Regions from separate parts of the Homo sapiens genome. Here all the other regions are linked to region 2. Evidence: read pairs that join two places in POLR2A ChIA-PET (ENCODE). Cell type or tissue: OCI-LY7. All regions are shown on one strand. Each heading gives the region's core, and the rest is flanking DNA. Links, peaks and the distances in the headings are about the cores only.

Region 1 (10,158 bases), core at 1,030-9,029, 120 kb before region 2:
GACTACAGGCATGCGCCACCAAGCCCAGCTAATTTTTGTATTTTTAGTCGAGACGGCGTTTCACCGTGTTGGCCAGGCTGGTCTCAATCTCCTGACTTCGTGATCCGTCCACCTTGGCCTCCCAAAGTGTTGGGATTACAGGCGTGAGCCACTATGCCCGGCCCCAACTTTTCTTTCAAAGTTTGTTGAACCATTTTATACTCTCACCATTGCTGTGTGGGAGTTAGGGTTAAACCATGTTTTAGCCATCCTGCTGGTTATGTAGTGGCATCTTATTGTGATTTTAACTGGCGTTTCCCTGATGATTAATGATTTAACACAAATTTACTGAGCATTTATATATCATGTTTTGTGACATCTGTTCAACTTATTTGCCCAATGTTTTATTGGTTGTTGGAGTTTCAGAAATGTTGGATTCATGTCAGATTTATGTTTCGTAGATTTTTTTCTTCATCTGTGCCTTGCCTATGTATGCATTCTCTCCCTTTTCCCCTCCTCCCTCTCTTTCTTCCTGTAACAGCTTTATTGAGAAAAAATTTATATACTCTATGCATTTTCTTAAAAGTGTCTTTTTATGGGAGAAAATTTTAATTTGCCTTTTTTCCCTGTAATTATTGAGAAGAGCTTTTGCCTTCCTGTGATGATTTTTCTCCTAGGTTTCCTTCTCCAAGTTTATGGGTCTAGCTTTTAGGTTTAAATCGATATATCTTGAATAATTTTTTTGTATGGTGTGAGGTATGCATTGAGATTTTTTTTCTGCATGCATATCCAGTTGTTCCAGCACCACTTATTGAAAAGATTATCTTTTCTCCACTGACGTCTTTTTAAAAAATTAGTTGTCTTTATATGTGTTGATTTCTGGACTCTGTCCTGTTTCATTGATATATTTGTCTATTTTTGAGGCCACTACCATACCCTCTTAATTGCTGTAGCTTTGTAATCTTGAAATCAGATACTATTAGTCTTCTATCATTATTCTTTTTTTGTTGTTGTTTTGGATATTCTGTGCTCTTTGAATTTCCATATGAATATTATAATTAGTTTGTCAATTTCTACAAAAATGGCTTGATGGGATTTTCATTGTGATTGCATTTAACTTGTAGATTAATTTAGGAGAGACTTGACATCTTAACAATATTGAGGCTTCCAATCCATGAACATTGTATATGTTTAAGTTTTTTAAAATTTCTCTTACCAGTGTTTTTTAGTTTTCAGCATAAAGATTTTACGCATGATATTATGAAGATTTTCTTTTTTGGGTGCTATTGCAAATGCAGTTTTTAAAACTTTATTTTTCTGGTTTGTTGTTGCTACTATATAAAAAATGCAACTGATTTTTTAAATTAAACTTGAATCCTGTGACCTTGCTAAATTCACTTACTAATTTGCTGCTTTGTAGATTCCTTAGGATTTTCCATAAGCAGCAATTCGTCATCTGCAAGTAGAGGCTATTTTCCCTTTCTGTCCTTTCTTTTTTTTCCTTTTCTTTCTTTGCCTTAGTGCAAAGGCTAGGACCACCAATACAATGTTGAATAGAAGTGGTTAATCCTTGCCTTCTACCTGACCTTAGGGGGAAGGAGTTCAGTATTTCAAAATTAAGTATGATGTTCTAGATATTTTAATATATGATCTTTATCACATTAGGGGAAATCACTTCTCTTCCTACTTTTCTGAGAGTTTTTGTCAAGACAGATGTTGCATTTTATCCCTGCTTTTTCTGTCCCCCAGCCAACCCCACCCCCACCTCTTTTTTTTTTGAGATGGTCAGCCTCCTGAGTAGCTGGGTCTACAGGCACGTGCCACCACGCCTGGCTACTTTTTGTATTTTTAGTAGAGACAGGGTTTCACCATGTTGGCCAGGCTGGTCTCGAACTCCTGCCCTCAAGTGGTTCGCCTGCCTTGGCTTCTCACAGTGCTGGGATAACGGGTGAGCCACCATGCTCGGCCTTTTTCTGCCTCTTTTGCATTACGTTGTTCTTCTCCTTTATTCTGTTACGGTGAATTACCTTGATTTTCAGATGTTAAACCAATCTTGCATTCCTGGAATAAACCCTACTTTGTCATGATGTGTTAGTATTTTAATATTGCCAACTTTGATACTATTTTGTTAAGAAATTTTGTGTATTATTTAAGGATAATATGATTTTCTTTATTTGTAATATCTTTGTGTGGCTTTCATGTTGGGATCACGCTGGTCTCATGAATCAAGCTGGAAATGTTTTCTTCTTTATTTTTTTGAGAGTTTATATAATATCAGGGCTGTTTTTTCCTGAGCTATTTGACACAATTCACTAGTGAAACCATGTGCCTGGAGTTTTGTTTGTGAGGAGCTTCATATATCAATTTCTTTCTTCCTTTTCCCTCTACTTTTCCCTTTTCCTTCCCCCTCCTCTCCCCTCTTTTCTTCCCCCTCCTTCTCCTCTTTTTCTTCCTTTTTTTTTTTTTTTTTGAGCTTGTCTCCCAGGCTGGAGTGCAGTGGTGCAACCTCGGCTCACTGCAGCCTCCGCCTTCCGGGTTCAAACGATTCTTATGCCTCAGCCTTGAGTTCCTTGGCTCAGCTGATCCTCCAGCCTCATCTTCCCAAGTAGCTGGGACTACGGGTGCACGCAGCCATGCCTGGCCAATTTTTAAAATTTTTTATAGAGTTAAGAGTCTGACCTTGTTGCCCAGGCTGGTCTCAAGCTCCTGGGCTCAAACAGTTCTTCCACCTTGGCCTCCCAAAATGCTGAGATTACAGGCGTGAGCCGCCATGCCCATTCTTTTCTAACTTAAGAACGAAGCTCAAGTCTTTGCTTTTAGGCCTTTCTTTTCTCATATATGCATTCACAACTATAAATTTCCCATTCGTCACTGCTTTAGCTGCATCTCATGATTTTTTTCTTATTTATTTATTATTATTTTTTACACAGGGTCTCACTCTGTCTCCTAGGCTGGAGTGCAGTGGTACAGACATGCTTCACTGCAGCCTCAGCCTCCTGGGCTCAAGCAATTCTCCCACCTCAGCTTTCTGGGTAGCTGGGACTACAGGTGCACACCACCACGCCCGGCTAATTTTGTATTTTTTTAGTAGAGACAGGATTTCTCCATGTTGGTCAGGTTGGTCTCGAACTCCCGACCTCAGGTGATCCACCTGCCTCGGCCTCCCAAAGTGCTGGGATTATAGGCATGAGCCACTGCACCTGGGCAATTTATTCAATTTTTTTTTATGGCCCAGCATATCATCTATCTTGGTGATTATAGATGTACTTGAAAAGAATGTGTATTCTGCAGTTATTATGTATAGTGTCTTTAAAATATCAAATGAGTCAAAGTGGTTAATAACCTTCATTTATTCTATGTGCTTGCAAATTTTTTTGTGTACTTCTGTTGTCTAGTTTTATCAGTTTAAGGGGGTGTTAAAATTTACAACTAATACTGTGAAAATGTCTTTTTCTCTTTCTCTGTTTTTTTTTTTTTTTTTTTTTTTTTTTTTTTTGAGACAGGGTATCACTCCGTCGCCCAGATGGGAGTGCAGTGGCATGAGCTCAGCTTGCTGCAACCTCTGCCTCTCAGGCTCAAGCGATTCTCCTGCTTCAGCCTCCTGAGTAGCTGGGATTATAGGCACACGCCACTACTGCCTGGCTAATTTTTGTATTTTTAGTAGAGATATGGTTTCACCATGTTGGCCAGGATGGTCTTGAACTCCTGACCTCAAATGATCCACCTGCCTCAGCCTCTCAAAGTGCTGAGATTTTTCCCTTTAATTCTGTCAGTTTTTGCTTTATGTATTTAGAGATGGTGATTAGGTGGCTGTACATTCAGGATTGTTACTTGTTTCTGATGAATTGACCATTTTATAATTTTGAAAAATTCCTCTGCTTAAAAGTCTACTTTATCTGATACTAATGTGTCAATTCTGATATTACTATATGGGTACTGTTTTCATGACATATAATATTTTATTTACTTTGTTCCTTTTTTTATGTTACTTTGAAGATCTTGTTGCTTACCAATGTTTATTTACTTTGAACCTACCTGCTTTCTGTATATTTAAAGTGCATCTCTGTGGGCAGCATGTAATTGATTCTTTATTATCTAATGTCTGCCTTTTAATGAGAGTGTTTAGTCATTAACATTTCATGTAATTATGGAGAGGTTGGACTTCAGTCTACCATTTTAATATTTGTATTCTGTTTGTCCCTTCTGTTTTCAGTCCTTTGTTATTCCTTTTCTGCCTTTTTGGGGGATAAATTGAATACCTTTAGAATTCTATTTTAATTTTTCTACTGACTTTTTTGCTATACCTCTTTGCATTTTCTCTCTCCTGTTAGTTATTGCTTTCACTTTTACCATTTACTTAGAGTTAATGTTGTAGCACTTTGCATAAAATGTAGAAACCTTGCAACTCTCTAGGTTTGTTCCCCCCAGTTTGTTTTGCTGTATTTGTCTGATATATCCTATCTGCATAATTTGAAACTTCTTAAGATAACGTTACAAGTTTTACCTTAAAAGAACACAGTCCAATTTATATTTATCCTGTATTTACCTTTTTTGTTTTTGAAACAGAGTCTTGCTCTGTCGCCCAGGCTTGTGTGCAGTGGCACAATCTTGGCTCACTGCAACCTCCATCTCCCGGGTTCAAGCAGTGCTTGTGTCTTAGCCTCCCAAATAGCTGGGATTACAGGTGTGCACCACCACACCTGGCTAATTTTTGTATTTTTAGTGGAGATGGCGTTTCACCATGTTTGCCAGGCTGGTCTTGAACCCCTGGCCTCAAGTGATCTGCCTGCCTTGGCCTCCCAAAGTGCTGGGATTACAGGTGCGAGCCACTGTGCCCGGCCTACATTTACCATTTTTGATGCTCTTCATTTCTTTTCTTTCTTTCTTTTCTTTTTTTTTTTTTGAGATGGAGGTTTGCTCTTGTTGCCCAGGCTGGAGTGCAGTGGTGCAATCTGGGCTCACTGCAACCTCCACCTCCCAGGTACAAGTGATTCTCCTGACTTAGCCTCCCAGGTAGCTCAGATTACAGGCATGCGCCACCATGCCTGGCTAACTTTTTTTGTATTTAGTAGAGACAGGGTTTCACCATGTTAGGCTGGTCATGAACTCCTGACCTCAGGTGATCCACCCGCCTCTGCTTCCCAAAATGCTGGGATTACAGGCATGTGCCACTGCGCCCAGCCTAATGCTCTTCATTTCTTACAGACTATTTGAGTGTCTGGTACCATTTTCTTTCAACTTGAATAATTCTCTCTCTCTTTTTTTTTTTTTTTTTTTTGATACAGGGTCTTCCTCTGTCGCCCAGTCTGGAGTGCAATGGCGCGATCTTGGCTCACTGCAACTCCACCTCCTGGTTCAAGCAATTCTCCCACCTCAGCCTCCTGAGTAGCTGGGATTACAGGCACCCGCCATCATGCCTGGCTAGTTTTTGTATTTTTGTAGAGATGAGGTTTCACCATGTTGGCCAGGCTAGTCTTGAACTTCTGACCTCAGGTGATCTGCTCGCCTCAGCCTCCCAAAGTGCTGAGATTACAGGTGTGAGCCACCTCGCCTGGCCTCTTTTTTCTTAAAATATCTTTATTTGCCTTCATTTTTAAAGAATATTTTCCCTGGATATGGAATTCTAGATTGGCAGCTTTGTATTTGAGCTCTTTAAAGATGTTGTTTTATTGTCTCTGTTCTCTTTTGTTTCTGCAGTACAATATGAAGATGTCTGTGGTCATCCAATTTATTGTTCTTCTTTATGTAAAGTTTCATTTTTCTCTAGCCATTTCAAGTATCTTCGTCTTCAACTGTGATATACCTACTTGTGGTTGTTTTTAGATTGAATATGCTTTGCTCTTTTTTGCGGAGAGTGGGGAGTTGTCCCAGACTCTTACACATATTAATATGTTAGCCCCAATGATACTGTCCCACAGATCTGTATAACTTGGTTGGACTCAAAACAGCAAATTCTGTCTTTTAGGCAGTGGGTCATATTTTGGTTCAGCTCTTTTAGTTACTTGGAAACTGCCCTACACATGAGTAGATCAGGGATCATCCAGAGATTTAGGCAGAGTTTATATACAGAATTTGGGGTTCCTTCCTGCCCACTGGCTCATTTTCCTCCCAGGAATTTCCTCTCATTTTGCAGCAGCTATGGATTGCCCTGAACTCTATCCTTTTATCTTTAAGCTAGAAAGTCTGTGGGGGTTTCTGTTGGAGTTTTAGCTCTCCCATGTAGCACAGACCAGGACCAGTTGTCAGGCTAAAAGCTGTAAACATCAGAGAACTCTCCCCGTATTATTCCTTTCTTAAAAGAGTTGACTCCCTTCTTCTCATTCTCCAGTGCCTTCCTGCATTAGTCCGTTCTTTTCACTGCTATAAATAAATACCTGAGCTTGGGTAATGTATAAAGAACAGAAGTTTAATTGGCTTACGGTTCCATAGGCTTTACAAGAATCATGATGCTGGCTTCCGGGGAGGCCTCAGGAAACTTACAGTCATGGCGGAAGGCAAAGGGGGAGCTGGCACTTCCTGTGGCTGGAGCAGGAGCAAGAGAGAGAGAGGGGGGGAAGACAACCAGATCTCATGAGAACTTACTATCAAAGGAATAGCACCAAGGGGATGTTGCTAAACCATTCAGAAAGGACGACCCTCATTATCCTGTCACCTTGCACCAGGCCCCACCCCCAACATTGGGGATTACAGTGACATGACATTTGGGCAGGGACACAGATCCAAACCATACATTTCATATAGTTGTTCTATAAATTTTATCCAGAGATGAGGATTGCTTGAGCTCAGGAGTTAGAGACCAGCCTTGGCAAGATAGGGAGATCCCATCTCTACCAAAAATTAAAAAAAAAAAAAAAAATTAGCTGGGTGTGGTGGTGCGTGCCTGTGGTTTGTCCCAGCTACTTGGGAGGCTGAGGTAGGAGGATTGCTTGGGCCTGGGAGGTAGAGGATGCAGTGAGCACCACTGCACTCCAGCCTGGGTGACGGAGTGAAACCCTGTCTCAGAAAAAAATTCTTTTTAATTTTAATCCAGAGTTTATAGTTTTATCTATGGGAGGGTCATTTGGAAAGTTGGCCATTACTTGGCCAGAAGCAGAACCCTCCCTGCTTACATTTTGAGAAAAATAGATTGAGATTCTATAGTATTCTGCTTTAGTTTTTCTTTCTTGATCTCATATGGTACTTGTCTTTTGCTGACACTATTCATTCATTGAAATTAATAACCTTGCAAAATAAAAATATAAGAAGTCAGTGTGGCTCACCCTCCACCCTCCACTCCCACTCCATCTTTCATCCCGTTTTTATTTCCACGTCTGTCTAACTTGGCTCTGCCTGGTGCCTTTATAGCTAAAATTAGCCACACTTGATATTTTTAACTCTACGGTGCTTGGAAAGTATTTTGAGAGGCTTTGCCATATAACTTCATGAAAATAATGTGAGGAAAAGAAGAACTACAGGAAACAGGTGAAATAATCTATTCAGTTACTGAGAAAAGTTTCTTATTAATGGGAGAATTTATTAAGATAGGGAAGTATGTGTTGCCAAGTGAAGTGTTTTCCCACATTTTTCTTTTTTTTCTGTGACCATTTCTAGATGTCTGTACTTTTTGTGAACTCTCATGCTGTGAATGACGGTTTAGGTTTGCTGGTGCACTGGGAATTGATCTTTGAAAATTACAAGTCCAGTTAAAAAAAGATGGGTGGCCAGACGAAGAATCTGAGCCCTGTGTGCCTATATGTGTGCTAAAAGTCACGGAGCTTATGAAATCTGAGGTAATCTTGGCTTTTTTTTTTTTTTTTTTTGGTTTTTTTCTTGAGACAGAGTCTCGCCCTGTTGCCCAGGCTGGAGTACAGTGATGCGATCTCGGCTCACTGCAACTTCCACCCTCCCAGGCTTCAGCCTCCCAAGTAGCTGGGATTACGGCACGAGACACCATGGCTGGCTAATTTTTGTATTTTTAATAGAGACAGGGTTTCACCATGTTGGCCAGGCTGTTCTCGAAGTCCTGATCTCAAATGATCCACCCACCTTGGCCTCCCAAAGTGCTGGGATTACAGGCGTGAATTGCACCCGGCCCAATCTTAAGTAGTTTAAGGTCTTGGGGTCAGGCACGAGGGAGTGAAGGGGTAGTGTGTTACTTATAGCCACACAATAAATTACACAAAGTTTTAGTGGCTTAAAACGTCACGTATTTATTACACAGTTTCTGAGGGTCAGGATTCTGGGTTTGGCTTAGGTGGTTCCTCTAGCTCAGGGTCTTTCATAAATGCAGTCAAAATGTTGGCCAGGGCTGCAGTCTCAACTGAAGTCATCACGGGGGGAGGAGGATCTGCTTCTAAGCTCATTCACATTAATGGATTGGATTTAGTTGCATGCCAGCTGTTAGACTGAGGGCCTCATTTTATTCCTGATAATTGTCTCGTGTGGGCCTCTCCATAAGGTGGTGGCAAGCTAGATGGAAGCCAGAGTCACTTCGTAAATTAACCTTGGAAGTGACATTCCATATATATATATATGTATTTTTTTTCCCATATTCTGTTCAGTAGAGGTAAGTCTCTGGGCATGAATACTAGGAGGTGTGGAGATTATTAATAGCTATTTTTTTGTTGTTGATGAGTTGAGGGTGTGGGGAAGAAGAAGAAGGTATAATAAATTTTTATTTCTTACAGTGTATACTTAGAGTAGGAACCAGAATCACACAGTAGGGTGAGAAATTTTAAAAGCAAAGTTTACCACTAGGAAGCTATGTGATGTCTTACATAGGAAGAACAGCAAAGCATCTCAAATAAAGGAACATAACAAAACTTTAAACATTGAAAGGTTCTTTTTCTGTAGTTTTAGGTTGAAGTTTTATCTTAATTTTCTAGTCAATATTTTTCTACACTGACTTGGATGAAAATATTTATAACTGAAAATATATTATTTCTTTTTACCTATTCTTTTTGAAAGATGTAAAGACATATTCTTCTAATTGGCTAATAGATTTCAAAGTTCATGTGCGTCCTGTAATGTGCTAAACTCATACATTGTGTAGTAACAAAGTTGGAGTAGTTTAAATAAAATAATGGAACGATAGCTGCTATTCTATTCTTCATGTTTCTGTGTGCATGTCTGTGTGAATCTCTATCTGTATCTATAGTTTGATGTCTAAAATGTTTCCCACAGATTTTGTCTTTCATGTAATTCTTTGAAGAAAGTTGAGATTCTATTTGAAGGAAACTTTCCCTGGAGTATTAATTTTATGAATAAGTTTCTTCCTACTGCCTTAAAAAAATCTGATATTCTAGACATGTTTTTGTTATAGGTTAACATTGTATCTTCAGTAATGAAACCTTTAAAATAAACCTTGGTTATTTCTAAAAAGAACATAAATTTCAGCAAATAAATTCTTTCCTCTTAGCTTCAAATTAAATATAACATGAAGTATAATGTGGAAATAATAGAAAATATGTGAAGAGGTAATTTTGTGGAACTAATATAGTTTATAGTCAGAATCTTTCTTTTTTTAGTAGAGTGGTTGCAAGTCCAGACCTGGAAGCAGACTGGCTGCTTTAAGTCCCATTTCTGCCTCTCCCTACAGTATGTCTTTAGTCAAGTTAATTCACTTCTTGTGTCTCCATTTCCTATCTGTAAAATGGGGATATTAACGGTACCTACCACATAAGGTTGTTGAAGAAATAAGCGAATTAATAAAGGCAAAGCACATAGAACCATATATGGCACTTAGTAAGTACTATATACATATCCTTATTTTTTACTATTATTAGTAGTATTATTAGTATCAACACTGGCTCAGTAACTGCTTATGTCACTTAATTGTCTCTGGGATTTAGGTCTTTCATAACATAAACCAAGAGATTTGGATTCTTTATAACTGACTAACTGGGGAGCTGTTAGTCTCTATTAGATAGTAATTCACTGATAAGATTTTTCCTCATTGATAGGATTTTTTGTGCCTACAGTTAAACAATACTCTGAAATATTTATAGACAGTTGTAGAGTGCATTCTTCTGAAACTGTTGGTTTTAATTTTTCCAAGTAACGTTTGCTTTATCTTTGTTAATTAGTCTTTCATATTACAAGAAAGAGCATTGCTTGAATTTTTTCTGTGCTGCTTAGCAGCAGGCTGTCTTTGTCATTATGTGGCCAGCTAGAGTTGCACACACAGAGCAGGTTCCCACC
Region 2 (10,158 bases), core at 1,193-9,192:
TCTGAGGACTGCCAGCACGCTGTCACCTCTCACCAGTTACTCGGGAGGAGGATCACCTGAGCCCAGGAGGCAGAGGCTGCAGTGAGCTGTGATTGTGCCACTGAACTCCAGCCTGGGCGACAGAGCAAGACCCTGCCTCAAAAACAACAACAACAACAACAACAGCAACTATGTGTGTGTGTGTGTGTGTATATATATATATTTATTTATTTATGAGGGAGCAACACCCATGAAGAAAAGAGAGGCTGCAAGAGAGTGCAGGAGGGGTGGGTAAGCTGCGATGTGGATCTGCCACACTCATCTCTGGCAGCCCAGTGGGCATGCAGAGCCAGTGCTGCCCATCAGAGGAGCCCTTGAGGGGTGGAATAGTCAGGCCCTTGTATCCTCACCTAGCTCAGACTCCTGGAGAGGCAGAGAGGATGCTGACCCTGAGGAAGCCAACGGCTGGAGGCCAACCACGCTCCACGCAGCTAGGCAGTGCGCCTTCCTTGGAGAGCCACGGTGGCCTGGCCTGCCCCCCGCCAGGAGTGGAGCCTCAGGAAGTCGGATCTCACGCCCCAAGTCCCGGGGCTGCCCTGCTAGGTCTGCCCATGCCGGGAGGGGTGGTCCCCTGCTTGGCTCTCCTCGGGTGGCCCTCCCAGTCACTCCGTAACAACGGGTGGTCCCCCACCTGTCTAGGTCCCTGGACCCCTGCTGAAGACAGGGGATGTTTTTAGGGGAGTCCTGCCCCTCGAGGCTCAGCTCTATCAGAGATGGCTTGGATAGGGCCTCAGGCGGCGGCAGTGCAGGGCGGGGGCACCACCAGCAGTTTGGTGTGATGGGCGGGAAAAGCTCAGAGTGGAAGTGACCGGAACAAGGTGCCGGTCCACATGTCTCCCTTCACACCCGTTACACCCGGCAGTAGGGGCTGGCCGGAGGCACTGGCTCACAGGCTCTGCCTCCTGCAGAGATGTTTACCCCCGCCACCTGCACTCGTTCCCACCTCCCTCAGGCCCAGGGGTCTTGCCCTGCCCAGGGAGGGGACCGCCCACTTACTGGTGTTGACAGGAGGACTGGGTGCAGGATGACCACCTGTGCACTCTCGGTTCAGTCGGGGGTTACCTCTGAAGCTCCCTTCCCCTCTACGCCTTCCTCCTACCTCTCACTACTCTGTCCTGAGGCAGGTGCAAGCAGACAGTCACTCAAACTATTCATCTCCCCAAAACGCTAAAGACAAGCCCAGGTGGCCCACATGTCATCCGCACCCCCAGGAACCCTGATGGGGTTGGTGGGGGCGTCATCCTTGTCACTCTTCACTGCAGCCTCTGAGAGCTCAGACCTCCCACAGTGGGGCTCTGAGCAATGGAGATGGCCAGAAGGTCGGGGGAGTGCCCCGGAGTAGCTGGCAGGTGGGAGCCAAGGGGCTTCCTTCCTGCTTCGCACCAGGCTCCATTCACCAAGCCCGAAACTCTGTCCCCTTAGGGATGGAGGCTCTTCCATTTCACAGAGGACATGAGACATAGAATACGGGACGAGACGTCGTCCGAGGTCAGCCGGCGTTGTTGTCTGCTCCACAATCTGGGGTCCCTGATGCCTGGTCTCGGTCCTGAAGACAGCGGCTCAAATCGCCCACCACCGAGTGGATGGCTCCCGAGTGCCCGGTGATCTCCGTTCCCTGCTGCACGGGCTAGGCTGTGTAGGTTTGCATTTAGGAAGTCCTTAGCACTTTCTGAGCACCTACCATGTGCCAGGGGCTGGGAACATGGAAAGAAAGAAAAACAGCCTGCCACTGGTTCACGTGCTGCCACACCGAGGCCTGTCCTGAGAGCACAGGCAGACTCTGGAGAGCAGAAAGTCTGTCTTCCTTAACCCTGGCTGGTCCAAATTTCTTTCATTCAGCTACAGGATCTGACACTCCTATTTTTTACTTCCAGTGAGGTTTTGCAGCCAGTGGCCAAATTTCCCCAGCAAGGCTGTTAGGAAAGCGTGTGTGTTCTCTGTGCGGTGGCCTGCCCCCGGGAGCTAGGCTCTCAAGCTGGTTGGCACCGAGCGGCTTTCCTGAGCCAAGCCTGTCACTTAGATGACAGTTTATAGATCCAGGAAGCCAGGTGACCTGAGGCTTCATCCCAAACTTGTCCTTGTGCAGACCCCCACCTGGGAATGGGCTGCAGGTCCCCACCTGATGGGAGGTGTCGGGAGAGAGAGAGTGGAGCCAGCCTGAACTCTGAGGCCAGGTGCAGTGGATCAGATTTCTGGGGCAGCTGTCACAAAGTTCCCCAGACTGGGCAGCTTCAACAACCCCCACTTATCATCTCGAAGTTCTGGATGCTGGAGTCCAAGACCAAGGCGTTGGCAGGATGGCCTCCTTCTGAGGTCCCTGTCTGGCATGGAGATGGCCACCTTCTGCCCGTGTCTTCCCACGGTCTTCCAATGGCATGCGTTTGTGTCCAAGTTTCTTTCTTTTTTCTCTTTTTTATTTGGGATGGAGTCTCGCTCTGTTGCCCAGGCTGGAGTGCAGTGGCACAATCTCAGCTCACTGCAACCTCCACCTCCCGGGTTCAAGCGATTCTCCTGCCTCAGCCTCCCGAGTAGCTGGGATTACAGGTGCACACCACCACGCCAGGTGAATTTTTTGTATTTAGTGGAGACGGGGTTTCGCCATATTGGTCAGACTGGTCTTGAACTCCTGACCTCAGGTGATCCACCTGCCTTGGCCTCCCAAAGTGCCGGGATTACAGGCGTGAGCCACCATGCCTGGCCCCAGGTTACTTTCTGTAAAGAACACCAGTCATATTGGATTAGGGCCCACTCTAATGACCTCATGCCCTCTTGATTTACCTTTGTAAAGACCCTATCTCCCAATAGGGTTATATTTTGAGGTCCTGGGGGTTAGGACTTCAGCATATGAAGTTTGAGGGGACACACCATTTAACCTATAACACACCCCAATTCCAGGTTGCCATGCTTACTGGCAGGAGCTTCACCTTCTATTTATATGTCTGGACCATGGTGCCTGTTACCTATGGCAGGGGCTCTCACATGCAGCAGTTGCCTGATTGTAGTGTGTACCGATATGTATAGCTGGCTAGAGTGTGTGATCATCTGGGGACTCAAGGCACCTTAAACATGTGGGGTAGGAGGTGGGGAGGGGAGAATGGGAGGAGAAAGCCCTGAGGTCTTGTTCTTGGCCCAGAAACTCCTGTGCACACCTCTGTAGTTACAGTCCTCTGCAGGTATGCAGGACTGCCCAGAAGACAATTCGCCTTAATTGCCTAGGCCACCCCGGGCATTTATGCATCTTTCTGGGAGGGGAGCAGAGGGGAAGGGCTGGGCAGGCGTAGCAGCTGCAGCCCTGTCTGCCGCCCCTGGAGACTCAAGCTCACAAATGGCCTATAGTCTGGGGGCTGGGTTGCAGAGTCCTTGTTGCTTAGGGTTGCTGGATTTAGCAAATAATAATACCAGATGTCCAGTTACATTTCAATTTCAGATCAATTACAAATAATGTTTTAGTATCGGTATTTTCCAAACATTGCATGGGACATACCTACATTAAAAAATTACTTGTTTACCTGTTAGAGGAGGCAGTTAGGAAAGACCTCTCTGAAGAGGACATTGGGCAGTGATCTGAGTGAAATCAGGGACACAGCAGTGCAGATCTAGGGGAAATAATGGAGACAGAGAGAACAGCAGGTGCAAAAACGTGGCTGAGGAGCCCCAGAAAGGCCAGCGTGGCACGGTCTCCCATTTTAGTGTGAGCTTGTTGAAGTGTGGATTCCAGGCCCTGCTTCTAGTGCAGTAAATATGGGGTAGGTACGGGACCCCATCAAGAAGCTCAGTTCGCATCTATCCTATTCCCTACTCCTTCTCAAGTTTTCAGACACAGTCCAGGGTATGAAATGCACCATCGTGGGCTCAGAGCTGGGGGGAGCCCCTCAAGGACCACCTGGTGCAAACCTCTCCAGTTACTGATGAGGAAACTGAGCTCCAGGGGGTCTTTAAGGACCTCATCCAAGGGATCTGGTCAGAGGAGAGCATGGTGCTTTTGTGCACAGCCAGGTCCAGGTCTTCCGGGGCACTTCTAAAAGGAGTTTGGGGAGCAGCGTGTGGTTTTTGGGGAGCCCCCACCCACTCCCCAGTGCCTGTGGCTTTGAAGCTAGGGCTTCCTGCATGGCCCTGTTGGGCCCTGCTGATCCTAGAGGTCTCACGGCTCATGGCCCAGGGTCCCTAAGGTTGTGTCCACCTTCTGGCTTTCTGGCCCCTTAACCTTTGGCAAATACTTGCCGGTCTAACTTGAGTTCCTTGCTAGAGCTTGTTTCTTTCTTCATGTTTGAAAGAACATAAAAGAGAGAGAAGGGACAGTTAGAGCTATTTATGGAGCCGCAGCCCTAGAAAGCTCCTATCTGTTCTTTCTCCAAGCAGGAAAACCAATTGTAGGCCTCTGACCTCCTCCCTCTCCAGCTCCCAGTGGCCTCCGAGAGCCCCTTGAGCTGCAGAGAGATGCGGACTCTGCAGGCCCCTCACTGCCAGCACCTTCATCACCGAGAGCCTCCACCTGGGCTGGTGGTGGGGGTGGAGAGAATCAAGGAGCAGGAAGAGAGGTGAAGCGACACCGCCGAGGAGCCCCCTGCTCTGTTCTTCATCCTAGACACAGGGAGCACCGGCTTCTCCGCAGCCTTGCCTGGCGCTGCCCTGCAGCCACCCACCCCCCTTCTGAAGGATGCAGCCAGCACAGAGAGAGGGAAGCGAGACAGGAAGTGACCTCAATTTCCCCGGCCACAGAAAGGGCGGCTCCCCCTGCCTCTGCAGCTGGGTGTGAGTCCGCGGAGCTGAGAGCCTTGCCCTCTGCTCCATCCTCCTCTTTTGGGGGTCTCCGCGGTGTCAGGACTTGGAGAGCCTGGTCGTGGGACTTGATCAGAGAGGCCTTGAGTGCAGTGGGTGCTTATCTGGTGACTGTGGCCCTGAGGTCTGGGACAGACACTGCCAGTCTTTCTGGGCCACACCCACGGGGACTGCCAGCCCCCCTGGGCTTGGCACAGTGGAGGGGAGCCTCCACCACAGTGGAGGAGAGACACACCCAAGGCCCTGGATGTGCCCGGCTCTCTGCAGCTGTGGGTGCCTCAGGCCGGCCGCCGATGGGTCTCAGTTTCTGAGGGGGTGGCAGTGAAGTTGCAGAGAAGAAACCTATGAAGGTGCCCTGTCAACTGCCACACGCCGAGATGCACATTGACAGCCCATCACCGCCTCTTGCCTGTCCTCCCCGGGGACCGGCAGATCATGGGAGATGATTTGTCAAGGGGAGACACATTTGGGTGACACCAAGCCGAGCTTCCTGTCTTGAGACGCTTTCTGCTTTCTCATCTTCCTGCTAATGAGTTGCCTTTTGTGTGTGTAAGTTCAGAGGGCCTCTGTCACTGGTGTAACCTCTCCAGAACATTTGAACATGAAACAAACATCATTTCTCTAGATTAAATTAAATTAATTCCCAGCCGCACCTCCTGAGAGGAATCATCCACTGGGTTCCTGGGCGGGGAGGGGTCCTCACTGCATGTGTCAGAGGCGTGTGAACCAGAGCAACTCCATCTTGTATAGGGGCTGGGGAAAATGAGGCTGAGACCTACTGGGCTGCATTCCTAGATGGTTAAGGAAGTCACAGGATGAGATAGGAGGTCGGCACAAGATACAGGTCATAAAGACCTTGCTGATAAAACAGGTTGCAGTAAAGAAACTGGCCAAAACCCACCAAAACCAAGATGGCCATGAGAGTGACCGCTGGTCATCCTCACTGCTACACTCCCACCAGCACCGTGACAGTTTACAAATGCCATAGCAATGTCAGGAAGTTACCCTATATGGTCTAAAAAGGGGAGGCACGAATAATCCACCCCTGGTTTAGCATATCATCAAGAAATAACCATAAAAGTGGGCAACCAGCAGCCCTCAGGGCTGCCCTGTCTGTGGGGTAGCCATTCTTTTCTTCCTTCCTTTCTTTTTTCTTTCTTTCTTTTTTTTTTTTTTTTTTGATAGAGTTTCGCTCTTGTTGCCCAGGCTGGAGTGCAGTGGTGCGATCTCGGCTCACTGCAACCTCCTCCTCCTGGGTTTAAGCGATTCTCCTGCCTCAGCCTCCTGAGTAGCTGGGATTACAGGTGCCCATCACCATGCCTGGCTAATTTTTTGTATTTTTGGTAGAGATGGGGTTTCACCATGTTGGGCAAGCTGGTCTCGAACTCCTGACCTCAGGTGATCCACCCGCTTCAGCCTCCCAAGGTGCTGGGATTCCAGGCGTGAGCCACCGCGCCCGGCCCCTTCACTTCCTTAATAAACTTGCTTTCACTTTACTCTGCGGACTCACCCTGAATTCTTTCTTGCGCGAGATCCTAGAATCCTCTCTTAGGGTGTGGATCCGGACCCCTTTCCGGTAACGCATGGGCTCATGTGGGAGTCCCGAGGCTTTTGGGGGAACAGGAGCACTGCGTCGGCCTTGGCTTAATCCTGGGCACTCACTGCGGCTCCTCTGTTCCCTGAACAGTGTCCCCCCCGTCCAGGGGCTCAGAGATGTCCCCATGGGGTCCTCCTGGGTGGCCAGACTGTGCCCAGGGACCCCTTCAGGGCTCTTGAGATGGGGGAGCTCTGTGGCTCTTCCAGGGCCCACGCCACGGGCTGTGGGCAGTCTGGCTGCCTGCGCAGGAGGCAGGCGTTTCCTATCGGAGGACCCCAAGCCCAAGGCCCCCTTCCTGCTGGGCCTCGGGCAACTCAAGTGATTCCTCTCTGGTCTGGCTGTGGGAGTTGGTTCCTTCTTGCCTGGGCAGCCCCTGAAGCACAGAGAATCAGCTCCCAAGCCCATCCTTCCTTCCTACTCTGGGAGCCTGGTGGAGGAGCACAAAGTCCTGTCTGTCCTTCCAGGTTGGGGGAAGGCGCATTCCTCTCACCTCGTTTCTTGTGCACAGACAGCTCATTTCATAGCCATCTGGCAGGTGCTCAACCAAAGACGTCTCATGGCACTGTGGATCAGGAAAAGACATCTGATGCTGGAGTCCTACGTGGTTCATAGCCTCAGGCCCCAGCCCGTAGCCCTGCCTGCGTCACCAGGCTGTCAATGGGACAGGAGCACCCTGCTGTGCCCATTTTGCTTACCCAGAAAAAAACTTTGTAAAAGGCTTTGTATTTCCTTCCCTAGCCCTGGCTAACTGCACATGGTCACACTGTTTTTTCAGATCCCACTTCCTGTCCCACCCAGCCCCAAATGTCCGTGGAACCGGCCCCACTAACCTGCATCCAGCTGCCTCTTCCACCTGGGCCCTGCTCTCAGATGGAAGTGTCACCAAACACCCAGATCGCCGTGCTCCTGCTTCTCTGGGTAAGCACTTACAGAGGCTACACAGGTGCTTGCCAGGTTACGTTAGGCTGTGCCTTCTTTCCTTGTGGCCCATGCACAGGCCTCTGGCCAGCTCTGTCCGGGTGGCAGCTCTCCTGGTGTCCGGCAAGCTTCCTCTGCTCGGACTCTGCCAGTCAAAGCCCAGCCCTGGCTCCTGGAGTCTGCAGTGCAAGTGGCCTCAGAAGCCCAGCCTCCCTCTGCAGCTGAACCCTGCAGCCCTTGTGTGAGGTCAGACCCCAGCGCCCCTCATTTCCTTCTTTGGAATGCAGGACTGACTTGCAGGCAGAGGCTTTGTCTGTGTATAAGCCCAGACAAGCCTCCCAGGTCCTGCCATTAAGAGTCTCCAGGGGATTCTAGAGATTTCAGACGTGAGCAAATCCCAAGATGAATTTTTAAAGTATCTTTCAGCAGAGGAGAAATCCCAGTGGCCAAGCTTTAGTTTTCAACAAAACGGAAATAGATATTTTAAATTGGGGAAAAATTTCGTGGTCTTGTGCTACCCGCTCCCGGTCCCTTTTCCATGTGACGTTAATGATGCAGTGAACTGTTGCTGAGCCAAGCTGCATGCTCGGGGTTTTTCTCAACCCAGTACTTCAGGTAGCCAGCGCTAACCAAAGTTTATTTATTTATTGAGACAGAGTCTTGCTCTTGTTGCCTAGGCTGAAGTGGAATGGCGTGATCTTGGCTTACTATAACCTCCGCCCCCCAGGTTCAAGCTATTCTCCTGCCTCAGCCTCCTGAGTAGCTGGAATTACAGGTGTCTGCCACCATGCCTGGCTAATTTTTGTATTTTTAGTAGAGACAGGGTTTCACCATGTTGGCCAGGCTGGTCTCGAACTTCTGACCTCAGGTAATCTGCCCGCCTCGGCCTCCCAAAGTGCTGGGATTACAGGCATGAGCCACCACACCTGGCCTAACCAAAGGATTTTATTTGCTCTCCCTGGAACGTGAAGTGCCCTCAATCCTGACTGGCTGAATTCAGGTTGGCATCAGCTGTCGTCAGGATGACAGCAATGCCGGGTCCCTGGCCCCCTGCCTCCAGCCTCCTGCCCTCCAGCACTGCCTCCACTGCAGCCAGTGAGGTCTGATCTTCTCGTTCACCTCTCAGAGTGGCTCAGTGGTGAAACGTTGTCTGCAGCAGGGGTGGGCAAACCTTCTCTTTAAAGGGCCACTTATAAATGTTTTCAGGCCATAAGGTCATCATGGGGTGAAAAGAGCCACAGGCAGTATGCAAATGAACAGGCAGGGCTGTGTTCCAATAAAACTTTATTCACAAAAACAGGTGTCAGGTCAGATTTGGCCCTGGGGCTGCAGTTCCAGTCTACAGAATAAGGTGTGCTCAGCTCAGCAGTGCAGTGAGCATTTTGGGTGTGGTTCTTTTTTACCTCTTCAGTGTCTCACCTGCCACACCCACTACCACTCCCCACCGCCACACCCTGTGCCAACTCCTTGTCCCTGGAAGTTGCCCAGAGGCCTTCTGCTTCCTTGGGGTCTTTGCACAGGATGTGTTCTCATCCTGCAGACCTGGCTGCCTGATTCTCCACCTGAAAATCTCCCACTTGCTTCTACAGATTCAGCCCACCCCTCTCAGGGGCCTTGCCAAGAACTGCTCCTTCAGCCCTGTCCCCTCACAGGCTTTATCCTGCTTGGCCTCTGAGCAGCACCAGGCCCTGTGCACCTCTCCCCTCCCCTCCCTCCTCTTCCTTGGGAGGCTGTTTTGCCTGTTTTCCTCCCGCCTCCCTGACTGCTCCTGCTCCACCCCCTTCCACTGTGTTCTCAGCTGCTGATGCTTCTTTCTGCCTCTTCTTCAGCCCCTTCATCTCTCTTCCTCGGGGTGACCTGCACCCCCATGACCTCACTCCCCACCTGGTTACTGATGGCTCCCAGATCCACGCCTCCAGCTGGGCCTCTGCAGAGCATGATCCCACCAGACACTCCACGCGGCAGGGGCTGTTCAGACTCACTGCTTTTCTCCCCACGCCTGTGCTTCCTCCTGAAATCCCCCTCTGTAAGATGGCATTGCTCTAGGACTGACAGGTTTGCACGCCCGCTGTGCAGTAACAGGCCAATTACATCGAGACAGCAGGGAAATAATAGCAGGGCACCAAGCCAGGAGATGGGAGGAAGCCCTGAAATTCATCTCCCTGAGGAGTTCTGGGCTGGGATTTTTAAGGGGATCATGGAGGGTGAGGGGTTGGGAGACTGGGGTCTTTGATTGGTTGGAGTGAGGGGAATGAAGCCACCAGGAGGTGGAAACTCCATTCTTTGTGAGTCTGTTCCCGTGGGGTCCTTGAGACCAGCTGACATCAGTAGTGTCACTGGTGTGCAAGGACCTAAAAGAATATCTCAAATGGAAAACTTACCATTTTATAGTGTTCAAGTTGTTATCTATAGAACAGTGACGGGGAACCTTAATCTTGTCACGGGGTCTACGTGATTTTAGGGCAATAGGCAAACACCTCTGAGGAAGCGGGTCTGGGAGCGGGCTGGCCTCGTGCCAAACGCTGGATGTGCTGCCAGCTGGGTTTATTTTCCTTCCCCCCTCCCTACTTCCCGGGTTCATTTTATAAAGCTTATAGGGATGGTCGCAGCATCTGAGGTGAACACATTTTGGGAGCATCTTTCTAGTCCACAGCAAACCCCTTAGCCAGAGCAGTCCTCCACCGTTGCCCAGTGAGACCCTCCCTCACTGGTCTGTGTCACTGCTCCAGGTTCAATGAGACCCTCCACCCAGATGAGCATGAGCCCAGCCAGGGTGGGCTGTTCAGTTTCTTCCCTGGGAATCTGGAGCTGGATTGAGCTGGTCT
Region 3 (10,158 bases), core at 1,023-9,022, 360 kb before region 2:
CTGGGAGAGTAAGTTCAATTTGGGGTTGGGGGACACTGCTAGGAAGCCCAGCCATGGCCACACAGCTTAGCTGTGTAAGAGCTTTATTGAAACATAATTCATATACCATACAATTCGCCCATTTAAAGTGAACCCTCCAGTGGTTTCTAGGATATTCACAGACATGTGCAGCCATAGCCACAGTCAACTGTAGAACATTTTCATCGGCACGGAGAAACTCCATACCCTTCAGCTGTCGCTCCCCTACTGCCCTCCACGTTAGGTCCTAAGCAGCCTCTAATCTACTTTCTGTGTCCATAGTGTTGCCTGTTACATTTCACATCAACTCAGTTGTCTTTTAATCCCCATTTGTCTGACTCCTGTGTCTTTTTTGATCAGAAGAGGAAGAAACCATAGTCTTGGCAAAGCACTATCAGGCAGATACCAGCCCAGCATTGTTATCTAGCTCTTCATCTTCCTCATTCCTAGGGAAGTAACCCATAGACTGTTCTTGTTCAGAGTAACCTGCATGAATATGCGGGCCGTCCTTATGCCTGAGTCAGAGGAGGGTCTCTAGATGCACTGCAGTTAGGACCCAGACGGAGGAGAAAGCATCGAGTTCTGACAAGGCCCCTGCAAACCACGCCCCAGCAGCGCCCCTCGCTCTGTCTTGGAAACCCAAGGCAGGAGGTGGTCCCTGCTGGGAACCCCACCACTTGCATGTCCTCCATTGGCTACATGTCAGATGTTTGGGACTCTGCTGGGGGGTTGCAGAGGCCCTGGAGTTTGCTCCTGTCAAGAGCTGCCCCTCTAAACCTAGAATTGGGCTACTGGGGGTCGTTCTATGAAATACTTGTCCACAGTGGTCCAGCGATAGAGCTCCAAACAGAAATCCACCCAGGGCGATGGCTCTCGCCTTATTCCTGCAGTTCTGTAGGAAATCTAATCAGGAAAATCAGCTTGGCACCCCCCACCTCCGCGTTTCTATCAGTGATCCCAGTGAACTCCCAGCTTCCCACCCTCAGGCCCTAGAGTCATCTCCAATTCTTTCCCCACAGCCCATCACCAAGTCCTCATGCCATCAGATTCAGCCCCCTGTGTGCCTCGCCCCCTCCCCTGGACCAGAGCCCTTATCACCCCACATGTGATTATGGAGACAGCTTTCAAGAGAGGAAACCCACAACCTCTTCTCTCATAGTCACCAGCATACTTCTTAGAACCGACTGCAGCCTTCGTCCTGGGAATCATGCCCAGGTGTCCACCCTTGAACTTCCAATCTATCTCCCTCTCTGGATTGTGAAACTCTAAAGTGCCTCAAGGTCTCACTGATCAACATTTACTCAGTCTACCATGTGCCAGGGGGCAGGCCTTCGCTATCCCTGCTGGAGACACGTGGGACACGTTGATGCATGTTCCATCTCCAGCCAAGCCAGGCCATTGCTTTCCCTTTTTTTTTTTTTTTTTTTTTTGAGACAGAGTCTCAAAGAGTGCAGTGGTGCGATCTCGGCTCACTGCAACTTCTGTCCCTGGGTTCAAGAGATTCTCGTGCCTCAGACTCCTGAGTAGCTGTGATTACAGGTGCATACCACCACCTCCTGCTAATTTTTGTATTTTTAGTAAAGACAGCGTTTCACCATGTTGGCCAGGCTGGTCTCAAACTCCTGACCTCCAGCGATCCGCCCACCTCGGCTTTCCAAAGTGATGAGATTAGAGGCACGAGCTGCTGTGCCTGGCCCTGTGGCTTTCATCTTTCAATCCCAAGCAGTAACAGTGCCTGGGCCCCAAGGACCCTATGTCAGCTGATCAGATGGGCAGCTGGGACCACACTCCCACAATAAAAACAAGGCAGGGAATACCTGGAAATGAGTTCCTCTTATTTAAGTAATTCAGAAAAGAAAAAACATGCATCAGCTTCTTTCATTTCCAGAAAGACGTTATGTCTCTGCCAGGAAATCCTGCCCTTTAAGAAGATGGAGAAAAGTCAGCTAAAAGCCCCTGCGGTATTGAAAGCAGGACTAGGGGTTAGGGACTGGGAGACACATGGGAGCGTGTGGGAGGCAGCCGAAGGCAGAGAGCAGAGCTTCCCCCAGCAACAGGAGCAGCTGAACACACTTCACTGGGCAGGCAGATCCTACCACAATAAACCATAGCTTGGGAAGGCAGGGCTGTGCCCGTCCTGGGCACTGCCTTGACCCACAGTGCCCAGCACTGGTGACTGGCCCAGCACAGCGAAGAGCTCCACCAATATTTTATGCACTAGAAGCTAGTAAGACACATTTTGCATGATGTTGTCAAGGAGGCTGCGAGCATAATATTAGAACAATAAAGAGGGATCACCCTCCCCAGTGAACTTTACAAACCACCCTCCTTACCTGTACCTCAGCACAGGGAGAAGCACTGCTGTCGCTTCCCTCTAGGATATAAATGTGCAACTTTCCCCTTTCTGGGCAGAAAGATCCCAGTGCTTTCACCTGTCCACCAGGCTCCACGTTCTCACCCTCTGATTACTCCTTGGGAAAGAGAGCTGTGGAGCTCTGCACCTGGCGATGCTCTAAGGGCCTGTGAGAGAGGCAGGGCAGGCTGCAGGCACTGGCCCCCACTCCCCACGGCCTTCTGACAATTGCACAGTCCTGCCAAGTCAGCCAATCTCATGTGTGCACAGCGTGGTTATCTCCCCTGGACTCTGCACAGCAAACTGAACCACGCTGACCTGAGAGATACAGGGCTGAAATGATCAGTGCTCGAGTCCCATCTAAAAGAAGGGAATCTGGGACAAGGGGCATTATGATGGCCCCCACCAGCACTACCAGGTGTATCACCCAGGAAGAGGAGGGCAAAGTGACAGATTCAAAGAGAATTTTAAAAACACGATCTCTTGCATTCTAATTAAGATAACAAGAATATTAGTACTTGCTTGGCTCAAGGATGGTGCCTTACAGCCACTGATCTCAGATTACAAATAGGCTCTACTGCAGTGTGTTACTTTGCCACCTAGTAACAGCCCTTTATTTAATAGCAGGTGGTTAATGCACCAAAGAAAAGTGTTCTTGATTAGCCTGGTGTGACAGCAGGTGTTGACTGTGTGGGGGTGGGTTTCCAACCCCGCTGCCGCCTTGCGCTCCCACATGAACAGTCCTTCTTCTTGCTGCAGGCAATATTCACTTCCACCAGCCCAAGCCCAAGGAGCCCACCCTGGGGAGGACGGAGGGGGTCACCACGGCTCCACACCCCCCCGTCTGCTTTGTCGGAGAGCTGGCCAGGCAGAGTGGCGCCCTCTTGACTGAGCCTCAAACCTTTGCTTTCCTCTTACTCCAAATAAAGCCGCCTGGCGAAGGAGCTCGGAGGCCTGATGGCAGCCTGCTGGGCGCTTGACAATTCCTAGACCCTGGTAAATGTAATCCATGGTACATGCAAATCCACCCACTAAAGAGCCACAACTCATCAAACTTGACTTTCCTTTTCACTTATTTAAGGCAAGAATCGGAGTAGGCAAGGGGCTTAGCCTAAATCACACTGCAGTTGTGAGGATTAGAATCTGTGGCCACAGCACTCACTCCTGGTCTGTCACTGGGTGTGTTGCACCCCAACTCCCCTTCTTGTTCCCTCTCAGCACCTGTTTGCAGCCTTGAGTCTTCAGGCCAGAAGGGACTCCTAGGGCACAGACGTCTCCCAGGCCTGCATAGCTTTTCTCAAAAAATGTAATAATAAGAAACAACACCCTCCCCTATCTGGTGGGTCAGCCAGTCCTGGGAAGGACTGCGGGGGCGGCGGGGGTGGGCGGTCTTAGAGTCTGACCAATGAGTCCAGGCACCCACTCTCTATCTGCCTAACCCTGCCCACACATTCTGCTGCAGTTCGAGACAGGGAGAATTGCAGATGCCCACCGCCCAGGCAGGGAGGATCTAGAGAGTGCCAGGCACCCAGCAGGCTGTCCTCAGGCCTCTGGGCTCCCTCGCCAGGGCTGCGGCTTTATGTGGAGTAAGGGGAAAGCAAAGGCTCGAGGCTCAGTCAAGAGGGCACCACTCTGCCTGGCCAGATCTCCGACAAAGCATGGGGGTGTGGAGCCGTGGAGACTCCCTCTGTCCTCCCCAGGGTGGACTTCTTGGGGTTGGGCTGGTGAAAGCGAACATCGCCCAGAGTGAGAAGGACTGCTCACGCAGGAACCCAAGGCGGCAGAGGACCTGGGGTGGGCTGGGGAGGGGGTGGCACTAAGCAGATGAGAACCCTCCCCTCCCTCTCATGGCCTCCCTCTCTCATGGCCACCCAGCACTCAAGAGGACAGAGCAGGGCTGCATCACCCCTACATCCACCGGGTGGGCCAGTTGATAAGTCACTGCCACTGGGCATGGAAGCTGGAGAGGAACTCAGCAGCCTCGAGTCCAAACCCCTGCTCTACAGCCAGGGAAAGAGGGGGCCGAGTGACTGAGTCTGGGGAAGCTTGATGGCCAACTTGGGTGATGCCATTTAAGGAGCCAGCCTGGGTTTCCCGGAGACTCCCCATCCCATGGCTCCCTGCAAAACAGCAACTCTGACAACCTTTGACTTTAGAAATGAAAACATCTTGGAGGTTACAATACGAGGGCTTTGGCCCAGTGTGGTAGCTCATGACTGTAATCCCAGTACTTCGTGGGGCCAAGGTGGTGAATCACTTGTGGCCAGGAATTCAATATCAGCCTGGGCAACATAGCAAGACCCTCATCTTAAAAAAAAAAAAAAGTAATAAAGGGGCTGCTTGTTTGCTTTCCTCTTTGGGTCGTTCAAATCTCGGCTCCACTGTTTACTAGTTGAGGGGCTCTGGGCAAGTTATGAAACCTCTCTAAGCTCAGTAGCTGCATCTGTAAAATGGGGATAATAATGTTGAACTACTTATTATCAACATGTGTGTTCCTTCCTCTTCCCCTAAATCCCTAATTACCGTGGAGCATCTCTGCCTTGTAACAGACCCCAGAGGAGCCCCTGTTCTTGTTATTTAGCCCACACCCCAAGGTCCCGCTGCAGCCGTGTGCACATAAACAGGCTGGACGTGAGGGAGTGCATGGCGTCAGGCACCGTGGTCTGGCAGCATCTGCTCTCCTCTCCATGTGCCTTCACCAAGGACATGATTTGGGAGGATGACCAAAGCACAAGGCTATGTACATCTTCGGGTATCAGCATTTTGCAAGATATGTCCCTGGGGTAATCTCCACCCCTCTTTTCCATCTGTTCGGAGAAGGTGCATTCTCAGCATCAAGGGGCAGAATTCTGGTGGCTAAGCCTTCACCTTTCCAAGGAGAGCTATATTTATCTCTTCCCTGTGGTCAGCTCCTGCTGATGTAGCAAACATTAGAACTTCTTCAAAACATCAAAGTTTAGGAGACACCATGAAAAACTGAGAAGTAAAACAATACAAAATGAGAGTGCCTGCTTTATTTTGCTAGCACCTGAAATCAGAGCTTCATTGATCTGCCTCAAAAGTTCCAGAGATATATTTTATCTGATTCGAGTTTTTGTTTTGTAATGCACTTTTCCAGAATACTGACAAGTTACTGGGCTGAGAGTTTGTGCAGGAGGGGGTTGGAGGGGAAGCCTTTCAGAATGAAATCATTTTTTTCTCGAAGCCAAGGTACTCTTCCCAACAAAATGGTTCACTTGCCTAGTAAAGAAAATACAATTTTTGTTGCAAACCAGCATGATTTTTTTTAAAAACGTGACTGGAAGATAGTGGTCATTTAGCTACAAGATACTGAGCTCAGAGGGGAACTTGATGAACATTTGGCTCCTACTGTAAGAAATGGGATTGCATACATTTTAATTCCAATTCTACACTGAAGTCAAATTTTGGGCATGCATTTGTGAAAGGTGGAAGAAAATCTCACTAAGTTCAAGGTGAAGAAGTTAGATGAGCAATCAATGGTCTTTACCCTTCAAAGATGGACTAAATGTAAACTGTTAGAAAACAACAAATGATACAAGTAGAGTACTTGTTAGTTTACTTGTGTTTATCTTTCTGGATCTGAGGTATAAAGGACCATTTTAAATACAGGAGAGCAAATAAAGTAGGTGCTTTGTTCTTTGGCACAGTTAAAAGGTAAATCACCTGTAATCCCAGCACTTTGGGAGGCCAACGCAGGTAGATTACTTGAGCCCAGGAGTTTGAGACCAGCCTGGGCAACATGGCAAAACCCCATCTCCACAAATAATAAAAAAAAATTAGCCAGGCATGGTGGTGCATGCCTGAGGTCCCAGCTACTCGGGAGGCTGAAGTGGGAAGATTGCTTGAGCCCAGGTGGTTGAGGCTGCAGTGAGCTATGATCACTGCACTCCAGCCTGAGAGGAAGAACCTGTCTCAAAAAAAAAAAAAAAAAAAAAAAAGAACCAAAAAATGAAAAACAGGCTGGGTATGGTGGCTCACACCTGTAATCCCAGCACTTTGGGAGGCCAAGGCGAGCAGATCACTTTAGGTCAGGAGTTCGTGACCAGCCTGGCCAACATGGTGAAACCCCGTCTCTACTAAAAACACAAAAATTAGCTGGGTGTGGTAGTGTGCACTTGTAGTCCCAGCTACTCGGGAGGCTGAGGCAGAAGAATCGCTTGAACCTGGGTAGGCGGAGGTTGCAGTGAGCCGAGATTGCCCCACTAGACTCCAGCCTGGGCAACAGAGCAAGACTCCATCTCAAAAAAAAAAGAAAAGGTAGATCAGTTTAATAATTTAATGGAACTTAATATTTGTTACACTGGGGTAAAAATAAAAGTTTGCTTTTTAAAAATTCTCTTAAGTGATGTCACTAAGTCAAGTTTTAAAACATACAATTCATTTTAAGATTGATACTTAAAGTTCAAATGAACTCTTTTTCTGTTATTTGAATGTGGTTTTTAAAGTGCCAAGAAGTTATTTGTTTTTTAAAGTAAATAAGAGATTTGGATTGGCGCCTTGGAAAAGCAAGTATAAACATGTTTTTGGACCAGAGGTTGGTTCAGCAACACTGAGTGTAACTACTGGCTGGGTACTGTGCAGGCACCAGGACTAACACACAACCCTGTAACTGTAGGAGCTCACACTTTAGCAGGGCAGACAAACGGATAACAGATAAACACCCTTCCAGTTATAGACACATACTATATGCACACAGATGGAAGAGAAGTGTGCACAAGCAGAAGTGGTTAGGTTTTGCCACAAAGTTTTCACAGAGAAGGGGTCATTGAGCAGGGTTTTTAAGTATGAATAGGAGTTTACCAGGAGAAAAATAATGGTGGAATGGGAATAATCCAGGCAGAAAGAAGAGCATGTGGAATGGAATGGGATGGAAGTGAGGAAGCGCATGGCATGAATGAAAAAACACAAGAGTCTCATAGGCTATTTTCGCATAAGAGTTGATGATTCCACATTTCCGAGTGTAGTTGTCTCATTTATTACTATACTATCTCTTTTATAAATTGCTACTTCATCACGAGCTGACCCAGGAGTTTTAACTTAGAAATCGTGTTTACAATTCAGATTACCCTTCTGTAAATTACATGCTGAAAAGAGTGAGCTAAGAAAATATACTTGGGGACAGGCGTGGTGGCTCATGCTTGTAATCCCAGCACTTTGGAGGCCAAGGTGGGCAGATCACCTGAGGTCAGGAGTTCAAGACCAGCCTGGCCAACATGGTGAAACTCCGTCTCTACTAAAAATACAAAAATTAGCCGGGCATGCCTGTAATCCCAGCTACTCAGGAGGCTGAGGCAGGGAGAATTGCTTGAACCCAGGAGGCGGAGGTTGCAGTGAGCCAAGATCACACCACTGCACTCCAGCCTGGGGAACACAGCAAGACTCTGTCTCAAAAAAACAAAAAAAAGAAAGAAAGAAAATATACTTGGGAATGTGAGGATTTTGTGGTTGAGTGAAGAAAGGTGGCCCAGACAGGAGATTACTCAGAACTCAAAGGTTCACCGCAGCTGTCCTTGATGAGCTGGTGGCTGCGGCAAATACGCCATCAGATTGGGATGTTGAGGCAGACTGCTAGCAATGTTCTCTCCTTCTTCCTTAGCAAAGGATTTTTAATTTTAGTTGGAGAAGACCAGCCAAACACTTGACATTTCTTGGCCCCCTGGCAGCTAAGTATGACAGAGTGATTAAGTGCGGACAAAGAGTTATAAATGTATTAGAGCAGAGCCACCTGGGGCCCAGACAGTACCTTGTGTCAAAATTTTCTCCAGTGCATCTGAAATCGCACTGTGATCCTGTCCCCCTAAACTTTGTCTTCTCTTGGTGTTCCCTCCCTCAGTAACTGACATTACCCGCCCTGCTACTGCCAAGCCAAAAACCCAGGCAACGTCCTTGAAACCCCTCTCCTTCACTCCGCCACAGATATCAGTAAGTTCTGGCAGCTGAACTTCCAAAGTACATCTCAAATCCATCTCCAACCCAGCCCAGGTTCCTGTGGCTCTCCCCTGGACTACTACCCTGCCCGGTCCACTCACATCTGCTCTACCCCTTCCAACACAATGGCCACTCTGAAGCCACAGCAATCTTTTTAAAACATTTTTTTTTTTTTTAGATGGAGTCTCTCTCTGTCCCCAGGCTGGAGTGCAGTGGCACGATCTCGGCTCACTGCAACCTCCGCCCTGGTTCAAGCAAGTCTCCTGCCTCAGTCTCCTGAGTAGCGGGGACTACAGGCGCATGCCACCATGCCCAGATAATTTTTGTATTTTTTTTTTTTTTTTTTTTTGAGACGGAGTCTCGCTCTGTCGCCCAGGCTGGAGTGCAGTGGCGCAATCTCGGCTCACTGCAAGCTCCGCCTCCCGGGTTCACGCCATTCTCCTGCCTCAGCCTCCCAAGTAGCTGGGACTACAGGCGCCCGCCACTACGCCCGGCTAATTTTTTGTATTTTTAGCAGAGATGGGGTTTCACCATATTGGCCAGGATGGTCTCAATCTCCTGACCTCGTGATCCGCCCGCCTCCGCCTCCCAAAGTGCTGGGATTACAGGCGTGAGCCACCATACAAACCTTTTTTTTTTTTTTTTTTTTAATGGAGACAGGTTCTCACTATATTGCCCAGGCTGGTCTCAAACTCCTGGGCTCAAGTGATCCTCCTGCTTTAGCCTCCCAAATAGCTGGATTACAGGCATGAGCCAGGCCAGAGTGATCTTTTGGAAATGCAAATCTGATCATGTATATCCCATCCCCTGCGAAACCCTTAAAGAGCTTCCCATTGTCCTTGGGTTAGTGTGGCCTTCAAGGCCTGTGTGATCTCACCACTCCCCTAGCCCCTCAGAGTGCTACTGGTATCAATATTATGGAGAAACAGTTTACTTGAAAGCTAAGTGAGAGTTTTAGGGCTGGGATCTCACGCTGCCCCCCGATCTTTCAGTTTTGTGCTCACCATGCTGTCTTACTGTGGGGCTTTATGAAGGCGAATCCCTCTGTCGAAAAGCTATTCCCTCCCCTTCCCACCTCCCTAACTTCTATCCACCTTTCAGATTTCAGACTGACTGTCCCTCCTCTGGGTAGCCTCTCCTGACCTATCCCAGCAAGGCAGATCTCTCAGTCCTAGCCTTCGTCGAGCTCACATTTGTCAGGGTGATTATGTGACTGACAGCTGGACGGAAGCTCCTGTAGGCCACTGACCATGTCTGCTTTGGCTCCCATCTGGACTCTCAGTGCCTGGCATTCTAGTAGAAGCTTAATTATTTGTTGAATGAATGAATGAATTTAAAAATTCTTTGAATGAGAGCATAGAAAATTAATCAGAACTTTTGAACAAGAAGAGCTGAATTCCCCTTGAGGAATAATAAATATAACCTACTTAGCCTAGTTGGTAGAGACAGACCATAAGATGCAGGAAGAGGGCTGAGTAGGTGGCATGAGGCACTATAACGCCCCCTGACCCCAAAGAAGACTGGAGAACCAGTATCCTAGGCGCACTACAAATATCAGGGTTTTGGGTCTAAAAAGATGGGGTCAGACTCAGATCCGGCCACACAAAGTAAAGGGCAGGTCTACCGCCTGCCCAAAGACTCCCCTCCCCCAACCCAAGCAAGCAGTCAGAACCTCACCACAAGAAAGTGCTCCTAAAATCGCAGTAAAGTGCTAGCCGGCCATGACTCAGCACTTGCCATGTGCCCGGCCTTGGCTAAGTGCATTGCAGGGCAGAATGCCCAAGTATTTTTCCAGAACAAAGGCCATGAGGTGGACCCAGCCCTGCGACAGTTGGGCA

Evidence for each region. ChIA-PET counts read pairs that join two places held together with the same protein. Peaks named below come from ENCODE experiments on the same cell type or tissue, not always from the same donor. Only the 100,000 strongest peaks of a DNase experiment are listed, where the experiment ranks them.
Region 1: POLR2A ChIA-PET joins it to region 2 with 10 read pairs; 3 of 35 experiments call an interaction of 5 or more read pairs at or near these places.
Region 3: POLR2A ChIA-PET joins it to region 2 with 15 read pairs; 4 of 35 experiments call an interaction of 5 or more read pairs at or near these places.

The regions. Positions count from the first base shown.
Region 1 is chr1:225,578,533-225,588,690 of GRCh38, reverse strand. The region is part of intron 1 of ENAH (ENAH actin regulator); the gene reads left to right. Among named protein-coding and RNA genes, the nearest start is that of ENAH, 70 kb to the left of the region's middle. In OCI-LY7, for the core only: no CTCF peak of the experiment used is centred there; no DNase peak of the experiment used is centred there.
Region 2 is chr1:225,462,398-225,472,555 of GRCh38, reverse strand. It overlaps LINC02765 (long intergenic non-protein coding RNA 2765), which reads left to right and starts at 4,784. Exons shown (of 3, transcript NR_187303.1): 1 at 4,784-5,367; 2 at 7,191-7,333. RefSeq lists enhancers at 1-107, 4,412-4,691, 4,822-5,081, 5,132-5,431, 6,120-7,009. In OCI-LY7, for the core only: a CTCF peak has its summit at 4,647; DNase peaks (open chromatin) are centred at 4,745, 5,285 and 8,637; H3K4me3 peaks cover 2,361 bases; H3K27ac peaks cover 2,738 bases.
Region 3 is chr1:225,817,738-225,827,895 of GRCh38, reverse strand. All of the region lies in intron 1 of EPHX1 (epoxide hydrolase 1), which reads right to left. Among named protein-coding and RNA genes, the nearest start is that of EPHX1, 13 kb to the right of the region's middle. RefSeq lists enhancers at 1-328, 2,338-3,014, 9,265-10,091, 10,092-10,158 and a silencer at 2,505-2,691. In OCI-LY7, for the core only: no CTCF peak of the experiment used is centred there; no DNase peak of the experiment used is centred there.